Linked DNA regions of Homo sapiens: region 1 is linked to region 2. Evidence: read pairs that join two places in POLR2A ChIA-PET (ENCODE). Cell type or tissue: B cell. All regions are shown on one strand. Each heading gives the region's core, and the rest is flanking DNA. Links, peaks and the distances in the headings are about the cores only.

Region 1 (5,372 bases), core at 184-5,183, 520 kb before region 2:
TTTCTCCTCTTTGGAATCCAAGTCCACACTCTGTAACCCCACCACTGCCATCCCCTCGGGCTGCTGCAGGTGGGTCCTCACACATCCTCCCGTTGGTCCCACCTAGTCTTAGCCTCAGACAAGCACCCCCGGCGGCCAGCACCCACCCCAACCCTGCCCCAGTGTCTGGTCCCGATGCCTGGTCCTGACCCCTAGACATTGTGTAAAACTCAAATAAGTGTATTTAATATATCCATTACTTGTAAATTTATCATTTATTTGTGGTAAGAATGTTCAAAATCCTTTCCTCTAGCTATTTTGAAATATACAATACAATATTATTAACCATAGTCATCCTATTGTACAATAGAGCAACAGAACTTATTCCTGCCATCCTACTGTAACTTTGTACTCTTTGACCAATCTCTCCCCAACCCCCTCTTCCTCCTTCCTCACCTCCCCAGATTCTGGTGACCATTATTCTACTCTCTACTTCTTTTTTTTTTTTTTTTTTGAGACGGAGTCTCACTCTGTCATCCACCCTGAACTCAAGCTGCAGGTCCCAGGCAGGTCACTTAACTTGTTGGAGAGGCTGCCGGGATCTGCTAAGAACAGCAAGCCGCTTCTCCCATGGCCAAGCACAAATCAAATGGAAACGCACAGGCAGGCCCTGGGAAGCCCATCAACAGGCAAATGAGGAGCGTGTTAAAAGCTCTGAAAAGCTTCTAGAGCTTCAAATCATTCAAACACAAATGCCATTTTATCTTGCCGCATTATTCTGTTTCAAAGGCACACTTATTCACTTAACATCCTTCCTCGTCTCCTAAATTATAAAATCCTAGAAATGACAAGAATTATTCTGTCACAAGATATGGAGGAGAGCACGAAAGAACCACATCCCCAGGCCCTCAGCATTAGATGAGTCAGGATAAACATTACACATTATTATTACTGAAAAAAACCCAACTTCAGGTAGCACAAGAAATAAGGAGGCCTTAAAAACGACAGACACCCTGACACACGCTACAACACAGATGAGCCTTGAAGACATCACACTGAGTGAAAGAGGCCGGTCACAAAAGGACAAATACTGTCTGCTTCTGCTTACGAGAGGTCCCGAGAACAGTCAAATCCACAGAGACAGAAAGTAGGATGGTGAGTGCCAGGGACTAGGGGAGGGCTGTGGGGAGGTGGCATTGAATTGGCACAGAGTCTAGTTTGGGAAGATGAGGAAGTTCTGGAGGTGGATGGTGGTGACGCCCATGAAACAATGTGAATGCATTTAATGCCACTGAACTGCACACTTAAAAATGGCCAAGATGGTTCGTTTTATAAAGTTTATTGCAATTAAAAATAAAGAAACGAATGGGGGGGGAAGAAACAAGGAGAAATGAAGCTACGAAGATATCTAAAACCTCCTTCTCAATGTCACTCCCACATTTATTATTTATGGTAAAATCACATAATCTTCGATAACACTTATTAAGAAATGTTCTCTCCTGATTTCATGTACAAAATAAAGCTCATATCCTAAGGCAGAAGTTAGAATCTAATTCAGGATTTAATACTATTAAGTTGTTCCATGTTATTCCAACACAGCTCATCATGTCTCTGCTTGATGGAACCTTCTGGAAGCCTGAAATAATAACAGGCCCCACTGTGCCCCAGGAAGGTGTGTTCACACATCAACATAGCCAGCCCAACGCCAGCCTAAAGAAGTTGTGGGCTGAGACGTTGAGCAAGTGCATTCTTGTCAGGAGGCAGAACTTTCATTTAAGAGTTAAGGATTGCTTCCTCACAAAGCTCAACATAGAATTAACACATGACCCAGAATTCTATCCCTAGGTGCAATGCAAAAAAATTGAAAACATACATCCACACAACTTGTCCACAAATGCTCACCACAGCATTATTCACAATAACCCAAAGTGGAAACCCAAACGTCCACCAATGTATGAATGGACAAACCCAGTATGTTCCATTCATACAATGGAATATTATTCAGCCATAAAGAGGAAGTAGGCTGGGCGCGGTGGCTCATGCCTGTAATCCCAGCATTTTGAGAGACCAAGGTGGGTGGATTGCCTGAGCTCAGGAGTTCGAGACCAGCCTGGGCAACATGGTGAAACCCCATCTCTACCAAAATATAAAAAATTAGCCAGGCGTGGTGGTGCACACCTGTGGTCCCAGCTACTCAGGAGGCTGAGGTGGGAGAATCGCTTGAACCTGGGAGGCAGAGGTTGCAGTAAACTGAGATGGTGCCACTTCACTCCAGCGTGGGCAACAGAGTAAGACTCCGTCTCAAAAAAAAAAAAAAAAAAGAGGAAGTACTGACCAGGCTACAACGTGCATGAAACTCACAAACTTTCCGCCAAGTGAAAGAAGCCAGACACGAAAGGCCACATAATCATGATTTCATTGATATGAAACACCCAGAATCCACAGAGACAGAAGCCATGCTGGTTGCCAAGCGCAAGGGGCAAGAGGGACCAGAAGTGATTAAGCTTACTGGGTATGGGGCTTTCTCAGGTGATGAGAATGTTCTAGAACTGCACAGAAGGAGAGGTTGCACATCGTGAATGTAACAAATGCCACTGAAGTGTTCATTTTAAAGTGGTAATTTTATCGTATGTGAGTTTCACCTCAATTTTTTTAAAAGGCAAAAAGAGTTAAGAATTGATTCTTAGTAAAAATTTGTCTTATTTTGGCGTGACATTGTACAAAAGGAGAAAGCGATTCTAAAGGGCATTTCAAGAACCATTTCCTTCAAACCAAGCTGTCGAATGAAGTCAGAAATGAACAGGTTTCTAAGACGTGGAACTACTTCTCCTTCCAAGAGCAGGAAGCCACCTTCCGACCCTGGAGACACCAAACTCCCCCACCTTAAAGATGCTGAGTATGGCTTGGGTAGAGCCAAAGTCGCCATCTGTTTATACCATGAGCTAAATATCATGGGAGAAGCCCACACAGGCCCACCCGCCACAGTGAAGGCACCAGCCGGGACTTCGACAGGGATCAAACACCTGGAGTTTATCAGGAACCTTCTGTTGTCTCTGCTTTGCTTCAAGTCCTCACAGAACAATCTGAAGGCATTCGTTTCCTGAACAGGAATCCAAACGTCTGACCACAAGAAACCCCTTGTTGGGGAGTGCCGGGAACTCCTGTGGGGAGACGCTGAGTGGCCAACGAGCCTGTTTTTTTGTTTTGTTTTGTTTTATTGGCTTTTTTTTTTTTTTGAGACGGAGTCTTGCTCTGTCACCAGGCTGGAGTGCAGTGGCACAATCGGCTCACTGCAACCTCCACCTCCCGAGTTCAAGCGATTTCCCTGCCTCAGCCTCCCAAGTAGCTGGGGCTACAGACGTGGGCCACCACGCCAGGCTAATTTTTTGTATTTTAGTAGAGACAGGGTTTCACCATGTTGGCCAGGATGGTCTCGATCTCCTGACCTCATGATCCACCCGCCTCAGCCTCCCAAAGTGCTGGGATTACAGCCTTGAGCCACGGCACCTGGCCAATGCTGTTTTAAGATAAGAAGAAAAAGGAGGAACCCCCGGGCTTCAGCTTCCAGGACAGGTACCCCATGGCAGCACTGTGGACTCTCGTGGGGGCTGGGTAACTCTCTGTGGGGTGCCAGCCCCCGGGAGGATGCTGGGCAGCACCCCTGGCCTCCACCCACTGGATGTCAGCAGCACCCCCACCCCAGGCTATGATGACCACACATGTCTCCAGACAACACCTGCCAGGGCAGCAGCACACCAGCTGAAAACCCAGCCCTCGGAAATGATCACCCAAACCTCTGGACCCCTTCCGGCCTGAGACTCTCAGCAGGTACCAGGAGCCCGGGAAGCACCGAGCTCAGGGCTCCTTGGCTCAGCACCCGGCTTTGCCAGACCACTCGGGCCTCTGCGCCTCCCGACAGCGCCGTCTGGGGCATTCCCCTGCCAGCTGAGCCCAGAGATTGACACGGGCTGGGCCAAAGGGGAGCCATTCCAGCCTCGCTCTTCCCTGCCAGAACCAGAAAGCCACCTCTCTGCCCTCGTCCTGGAAAAATGGGCCAAATTCCCCAAGGCAAAGATTAAACGACAAAACAAATTTCAAAGAACAAGTGGGCACCTGGTTCTGAGCCAAATGATGCCTTCCAGCATGACAATGCGGCCCTGAGCACCTGCCAAGGGACAACCATATGTTCCCTGGCCCGACGTGTCCACGAGCCACTGCCAGCCCAAGAGAGCTGTGGACAATAAAGATGAGAATTTTTTTTTTTTTTTGAGATGGAGTCTCACACTGTCGCCCAGTCTAAAGTGCAGTGGTGCGATCTCGGCTCACTGCAACCTCTGCCTCCCGGGTTCAAGCGATTCTCCTGCCTCAGCCTCCCAAGTAGCTGGGATTACAGGTGCGTGCCACCATGCCCAGCTAAAATTTTTTTTTTTTTGGTATTTTTAGTAGAGACGGGGTTTCACCATGTTAGCCAGGCTGGTCTCGAACTCCTGACCTTGTGATCTGTCCGCCTCGGCCTCCCAAAGCGCTGGGATTACAGGTGTGAGCCACCGTGCCCAGCCGAAGATGAGACGTCTTAGTAAACACAGCAACGAGCCCAACCCAGCCCTGCAGCAGGTCCTGCTCAGAGCTCTCAGGCTCTTCAGCCACTGCTCACCGCAGGCCCAGGGAGTCAGGAACGACCAGGGCCAGTCTGGAACATTCCAGGCTCCAGGTCTAAAAGTGCTATCCAGCACCCAGCCAGGCTCCTCATCCAGCCACCTCAATGGCCAGAGCAGCAGGTGACCCTCGGCCTCCCTCTGCGTGCCCCTGTGCCACTATCTCCATCTTCCTCTTCTCCTTGCCCGGAGTCTCGCATGCTCACACCTGCGGCTGGTGCAGCATCCGCCGACGGACGCTCCCGGGGTTTTGCTGAATCCTGGGAGCTTCTCTCCCTCCAAAATGACCTGCTGGACTCAGGTCTGTCCCGACCCCCATGCTTGTCAGCAGTGCCTCTGAAATGCTGACTCATCTCCAGGGACCAACCTGCGTCAAGCCGCTCCTACCCCCGAGCCCGAAGGCCCTCCTGTGCAGAAAGGCTGCGGCAGCTGCCAGGGGAAAACTGTCTGGGCCCTGCCCTGGAAGCCCCTACCACTCCAGGTGAGCCTCAAGCAGATGCCTCGTCTTTGGGAAAAAGCTACCCACGGTGGCTGAACCGGCACTGCAGCCATGTCCCCCACAAGCTCATCACGGAGCCAGAGACCACAGCTGCCTCTGGGCAGGAGATGCTGGGTTCCAGGGGCCAGGGATAGTGAGCTGAGACTTTTTGTGGTTATTTGGACTTTTTGGGGGGGGGCCGGGGGTGGGTAGAAAATTAAACCTTATTTATTTTTAAAACCAAACCACTAGGAAAATAT
Region 2 (5,372 bases), core at 180-5,179:
CTCCCTGTGATTAGTATCTCACATCACTGACTTCAGTGTGGCATATGTGTTACAATTGAGGAGCCAATATCGATACATTATTGTCAACTAAAGTCCACAGTTTACACCAGTTGTAGGCCGTGGGTTTTGAAAGGTGTGCAGTGACATGAGTCCACCAAGAAAGTGTCGCACAGTGTCGTCCCCTGCCCTGAACACCCTCGTGCCCCGCCTGTTCATCCCCTTCCACCCAACCCCTGGGCTTTTTACTGTCTCCATAGTTTCACCTTTGCCAGAATGTGACTTAGTTGAAATCCTGCAGTTGGAACCTTTTCATCCCACTGCTCCTGCTGCGGTGGCTTCTCTCCCCGTTGGCTTGCTGGCTGTCTCCCTCCCGCGCCGGCGTTCGTGACGGCTCTGCTCCTCGCCGTGTGCGTCTGGAAGTGACCATGGATGGCCTCCTCCTGCTGGTGTGCCGCTTTACTCTGCTGGTTGGCCCGTGTCTGAAGACAAGGGACAGTCACGTTTCCAGTGGTTTACAGAGGCACTGGTTCCTCTGGCCTGGCTGGGTTGGGAGCCTTCAGCCTTAAACCACTGTTTGATGGCTGACACATCATGGAAGGTGCGGAATTAGGGGGAGGTTGGGTTTGCACTCTATATGGGCATTGTCTTAGGTTCTTTTAGACACAGTAACTCAGTACCGCCTGTGCCCTTGTGATGGAGCCCTTCCTCTCTCCATTTCACAGATGGGAACACAGAAGATCAGAGAAATGAACCTGGCAGGTAGGAAAGCAGGGGGTTTGGTTAAACAAGGCTGCATAGAATCTGACACGTTTGTGCTCTGAGGGTGCTTTCTGAGAACATGCTGCCGAGCCCCGTCCTTGGCCCTGCCCTTCCCTCCTCTTGGCAGAGACTGTAGTGAAGACGTCAAGGGGATCCGTTTAACCAGTGCCTCTCAGCTGGGAGGGATAGCGAATGTGATAGATGGCACAATCAAGATTCAGAATGGGTTCAGCTGCCTGCAGTGCCAGCCGGGAACCAATCAAATGAATGAGCTAATAGGAACAAATGGCAAGTCCTACGTTCAGGTGCATGAGCCGAGCAGTCAGCTCAGCAGAAGGCAGTGTGGACAGTTGGGGTTCACTTTGTCTTCCGTGGGAAGCGCGTGTAGTCACTTTGCCTGGATTACGGCAGTTGCCTCGTGAATGATACCCCTCCATCCTCATTTGGCTCATTCCATTGTTTCTACATCATCTTTCCGTGGTGCAAATCTCTTACCTGCAGTGGCCTCCATTTGCATTTCATTACCTGCGTTTGAGAGCATTGCCTGGGTCTCACCGCTGACTCCGACGTGGCCTTCCAGCCTCGGAACGGTCTCCTCTTGCCTCAGCCGCAGCTTGCTCGCTGCCCTCCAGCTGCCCTGGCCTCCATTTCATTTCTGGGATGTGACATGCTCCCTCGGGCCGCCGGGGCTCTGCTGCATGGTGCCTGAACCCTCTCTCTCATCTCTGCTCAGACCTCACACCCTCCAAGTGGTCTTCCAGGACCAGCCCTGGTTCTGTGCTATGATGGTGTGGCCACCCAGGTCCTCGTTAGCAGTCAATGTGCACTTGCCTGGCGAGTGATGAACATTGGCTCAGCTGTCAGACTGTCATCCCTGTGAACAGAAGGGTCCTGTCTGCCTGTCCACTTTTCTCCCTGTCTGTGTCAGGGGATCCCAAGACGACCCCACAGAGCCACACTCGTGGCTGTGATTCTTCACAGTGCAAGGATGCAGAGGAGACTCCATCAAGGGGTAAAGTCCAGAGGAAGCGGTATAAGCTTCCAAGCCCCCTCCTGGCGGAGTCACACAGGACACGCTGGATCCCTCCAGTGCGGGGCTGGGACGACCCGTCCGAAACGTTGCCTGCTGGGGAAGCACATTAGAGACTCAGCACCGAGGATGTTACTGGGGACTGGGCATGCGGACACTCTCTGCTTGGCATGTGCCCAAATGCAGCCTCCCAGGAGGAGAGCAGGTGCCCAGGGTGAACCACCCTGCACAGTGTAGGCCCGCCGAGTCATCCAGATCAGTCAGGGAATCGTGGGAACTCTCCTGAAACCCACATTCTAGGCACCGGCCGGGGACCGGCCTTGCAAGCAGGACTCTCCGGGGATAGCATTCCCAGGCCTGCGTGTTTGACTCCTTCGCACACATCGATACTCAGGACTTGATTTTCTGGCACGTAGGAGGCTTTCAGAGTTGAACAGATGAAAGAACTAGTATCTGATGTGGTTCTGCCTTCCGCTGGACTGATGCGTTAATGGCTTTAATGTATTAATGGCTGACAGTGGAGTGCAGCTGTGACAGGAGGCTTCCTAGCTCTGTCCTTGCGTGGTCAGAGCCCAGCTTCTGTGTTCAGGGCTGGTGGCCAGGGGCCCCCGAGAGGATGTGGAAGGGAGTCTTAAGAGTTGAAGGAAATGGAAGTCTCTCAGGCCATTGCTTGCAGAAAAGACTTCCCGAGGTGTTTCAGAGGCAGGTCAAGGCCTGGGCGTGGAAGGCACATTTGGTTTCAATGTGGGGAAGACACTATGTTACGGTGAAATTAGCCTGGAAAGAAGAGGCTGGACTTTGTGGGGAGGTGGATCCCTGGTCCAGGTGGAAGAGCACTTTGTCAGAGAGGCAGGAGGGAGTCTAACTTCTCCGTGAGCTGGCAGGTTTGACTCTGGGTACTTCCAGGTGAGCTGATAGGAATTTATATTTCGACTCTTCTCTAAAATGCTCCCTAAGAAAATTTTATTCTACTTTTCTTCCAAAAAGTGCAGAAAGTGTTATTTGTTATCGGGAAGAGTGTGATGTTGTAATGGCAACAGGTGTAAGGCAAGCTGAGCGTATTTTTAAAAATTTATATTCACAGACTTCACCTTCTGTGAAACATTTCACAACAGATCGTTGTCTTCAGCCCTTCCTCTCTTCCCTCTGATGCATATGTTTTATAAATTATATCCTTTTTTAAAGATACCAGATCTCAATTGGAAAGGACATGCATACTTACTTTTTATGAAGGGAATAATGTTAATATTATTACTAATGACATTTTTATAAGTGTAGAGGATTCTTGCTTAGTTCCTGTTTTGCTGCCCAGGTACGTGTTCACCAGCACAGGTGATCTGGGTGCCAGGTGTGGGAGGCGGGGTGCTGGGCTGGGGTGTCCCGAGGGCAAATCTGGTTTCTGGGCCTTAAGCAGACAGAGCCTGTGATCTACCCAGGGGCCTTGGTGCAGCCTGCGGGCAGCTGCTGGGAGGGCCTGGGCGGTCAGTGCCTCCCTGGGACAGGCTGCTGCGAGGGCCATGGGACATTCTTTTCTCCCTCCTTTCCTCAGCCACCTGGCTCTGGATTCCTTGGCCACGGTGTCTGCCTCCTTAGAGTGCCCTTGAAGGCTTCCTGGCCCCAGAGCGGGGCCTTCTGCAGGCTGGGCTCACCTCCCGAGCCAGGAGCCAGGAGGGCCCAGACCGACCCCCCTGTGTCTTAGCCTTGGCGCCTCGCCCTCGGGGGGTGGGGCCGGGCGTCCCTGCTACAGCCTTCTGAAGGCTGGCCTTCTCCGCCCCTAGCCTGAAGCCAGAATGCCGAGGCCATAGCTGTCAGTCTTTGCAGGTCTTTCAAAATGCAAACATTTTCTCTTTCAAAATGCAGACCTTTTCGTTATTGGCTCTCAGGTGTCATTCTTTTTTTTTAATTGTTTGGATTTCTGAGAATCCGTCTTCCCTACCTGGGTTTTGAACAAATTGAGAAATAAAACAAAACTGTGCCAGATGGAGGCAAAGAATAACTTTTATTTCTGCTAACTGAGAGCCTAAAATCCTGTCTTAGTGGGAGAGCCACCGAATGGCTGACTGATCCCAGGACCCATCAGGCTCACCCACCCCATCAGAGCCAGTGTTGAGGGCCGGGCCCTGCCCACCTGCTGTGGAGCCTCTTGAGAAGTGCAAGGGGCTGAACCCACCTTCGCCTCTCCCCGTTTTGGCCTCCATGGGGCGAGCATTTCTGCGGCTAGAGCAAGTCCAGGAGAGGCAGCAGCTGCGCTCCAAGCTGACTCCAGGTCTGTCTGTTATTCACATAACCATCAGGGACCTGGACAGCCAGGGACGTGGCCTCTCTTGGAGTGGAAGAGATCGCAGTCCCTCAGGACAGACCAATGGGGTGGTTAGAATGTGCTCCCCATGGCTCCGGAATTTGTCGGAATAGGACATTCATTAAATAATCTTAGGACCTCTGTGTACTGGAGGCTGCCACACCACTCTCAGGTTTACTTCTCACCCTTAATTCTGTGCAGCTATATTGTTCAACCGGGCTCATCAGAATTCCTCCACGAGGTTAAATTACATGATGTAAACTTGCAACACACAGTGTGCCCTAAATTTTAACATCAGTGTGCTCCTGTTATCCAATCTCTGGGGAGAAATTAAGTCTTAAAGGCTAACCATTGCAAGTTCAGGACCAAAGATGATGACAGTCAAAGGAATTCAAGTCTGGAGCCAAAATTTCTTACTCCTGTTAAATTTCAAATATACGAAAGCTCACAATTTGTCCTTAGCTGTTGCTGCGGCTCCCTCTCAGCCGGACAGGTGCCTGGGTCTCACTGACACCATCGCAGCTCCTTCAGGGCCTAAAAGTCCTGCCCATTAAACACCGTATTTTGGACAGCCAAATTCAGGAGGCCTCCAAGCTTCTCCCTGAATCAGCCCACGACATCTAGGAAACATATCATCCCCAGGCCCGGGAGCAGTCACTCCAGAGATCCTCTCCCCGGAGCCCATCCCTCCTGCTACACAAGGTCACCGGAGGGCCTTGGCGTCATTCTAAGTGAAGGTGGCAAACGGAGTTTTCGTGGTTCTGCCCTCAGAGATGTGACAGTTTGGAATCCAGAGCCTGTCACTTGAAATCCACCTGGGAGAAATCCCTCAGCAAGCCGGCAGGTCTGACTCGGCTCATTTTCCATTTCTAGGGAAAGAAAAATCCTTAGGGCCTCGTAGGCATTTTTTGTGTTCTGTGCCACAGTGGCTGCCATGCCTGCTCTTGTTAGGAGATGTCATGTGTGCTCTGCGTGTGTGCACGCACTTTGTGTGTGTGTGTGTGTGTGAGAGAGAAACGTAGAGAGTGCTGGCTGCGTGTGTTCACATTTGACTTTCCAGACTTGGGAATGCTGCTGGCCCGAAGGCAGTCGCTCAGCTCCACGTTTGTCTTACCTGGGGTCACCTCCTGGGTTCTGGAGCTGGGGGTTCTGTGAGTGCTGTTTCCACGTCACTGGGGCCTCCCGAGGGCTGACACCCTTGCTGTGTGCCCTGTCACCCTTCCTCCACCTGCGGATTCTGTGAACTCTGTGGCCGCGTCCCCTCACAGCACAGGGAGGCCTGCC

What was found. Peaks named below come from ENCODE experiments on the same cell type or tissue, not always from the same donor. Only the 100,000 strongest peaks of a DNase experiment are listed, where the experiment ranks them.
Region 1: POLR2A ChIA-PET joins it to region 2 with 10 read pairs; 2 of 35 experiments call an interaction of 5 or more read pairs at or near these places.

Annotation. Positions count from the first base shown.
Region 1 is chr22:46,474,314-46,479,685 of GRCh38, forward strand. The region is part of intron 1 of CELSR1 (cadherin EGF LAG seven-pass G-type receptor 1); the gene reads right to left. It also overlaps the pseudogene FAM136EP. Among named protein-coding and RNA genes, the nearest start is that of CELSR1, 61 kb to the right of the region's middle. RefSeq lists an enhancer at 4,871-5,372. In B cell, for the core only: no CTCF peak of the experiment used is centred there; a DNase peak (open chromatin) is centred at 2,398; H3K27me3 peaks cover 498 bases.
Region 2 is chr22:46,990,438-46,995,809 of GRCh38, forward strand. All of the region lies in intron 9 of TBC1D22A (TBC1 domain family member 22A), which reads left to right. Among named protein-coding and RNA genes, the nearest start is that of TBC1D22A-AS1, 77 kb to the left of the region's middle. RefSeq lists an enhancer at 2,823-3,651. In B cell, for the core only: no CTCF peak of the experiment used is centred there; no DNase peak of the experiment used is centred there.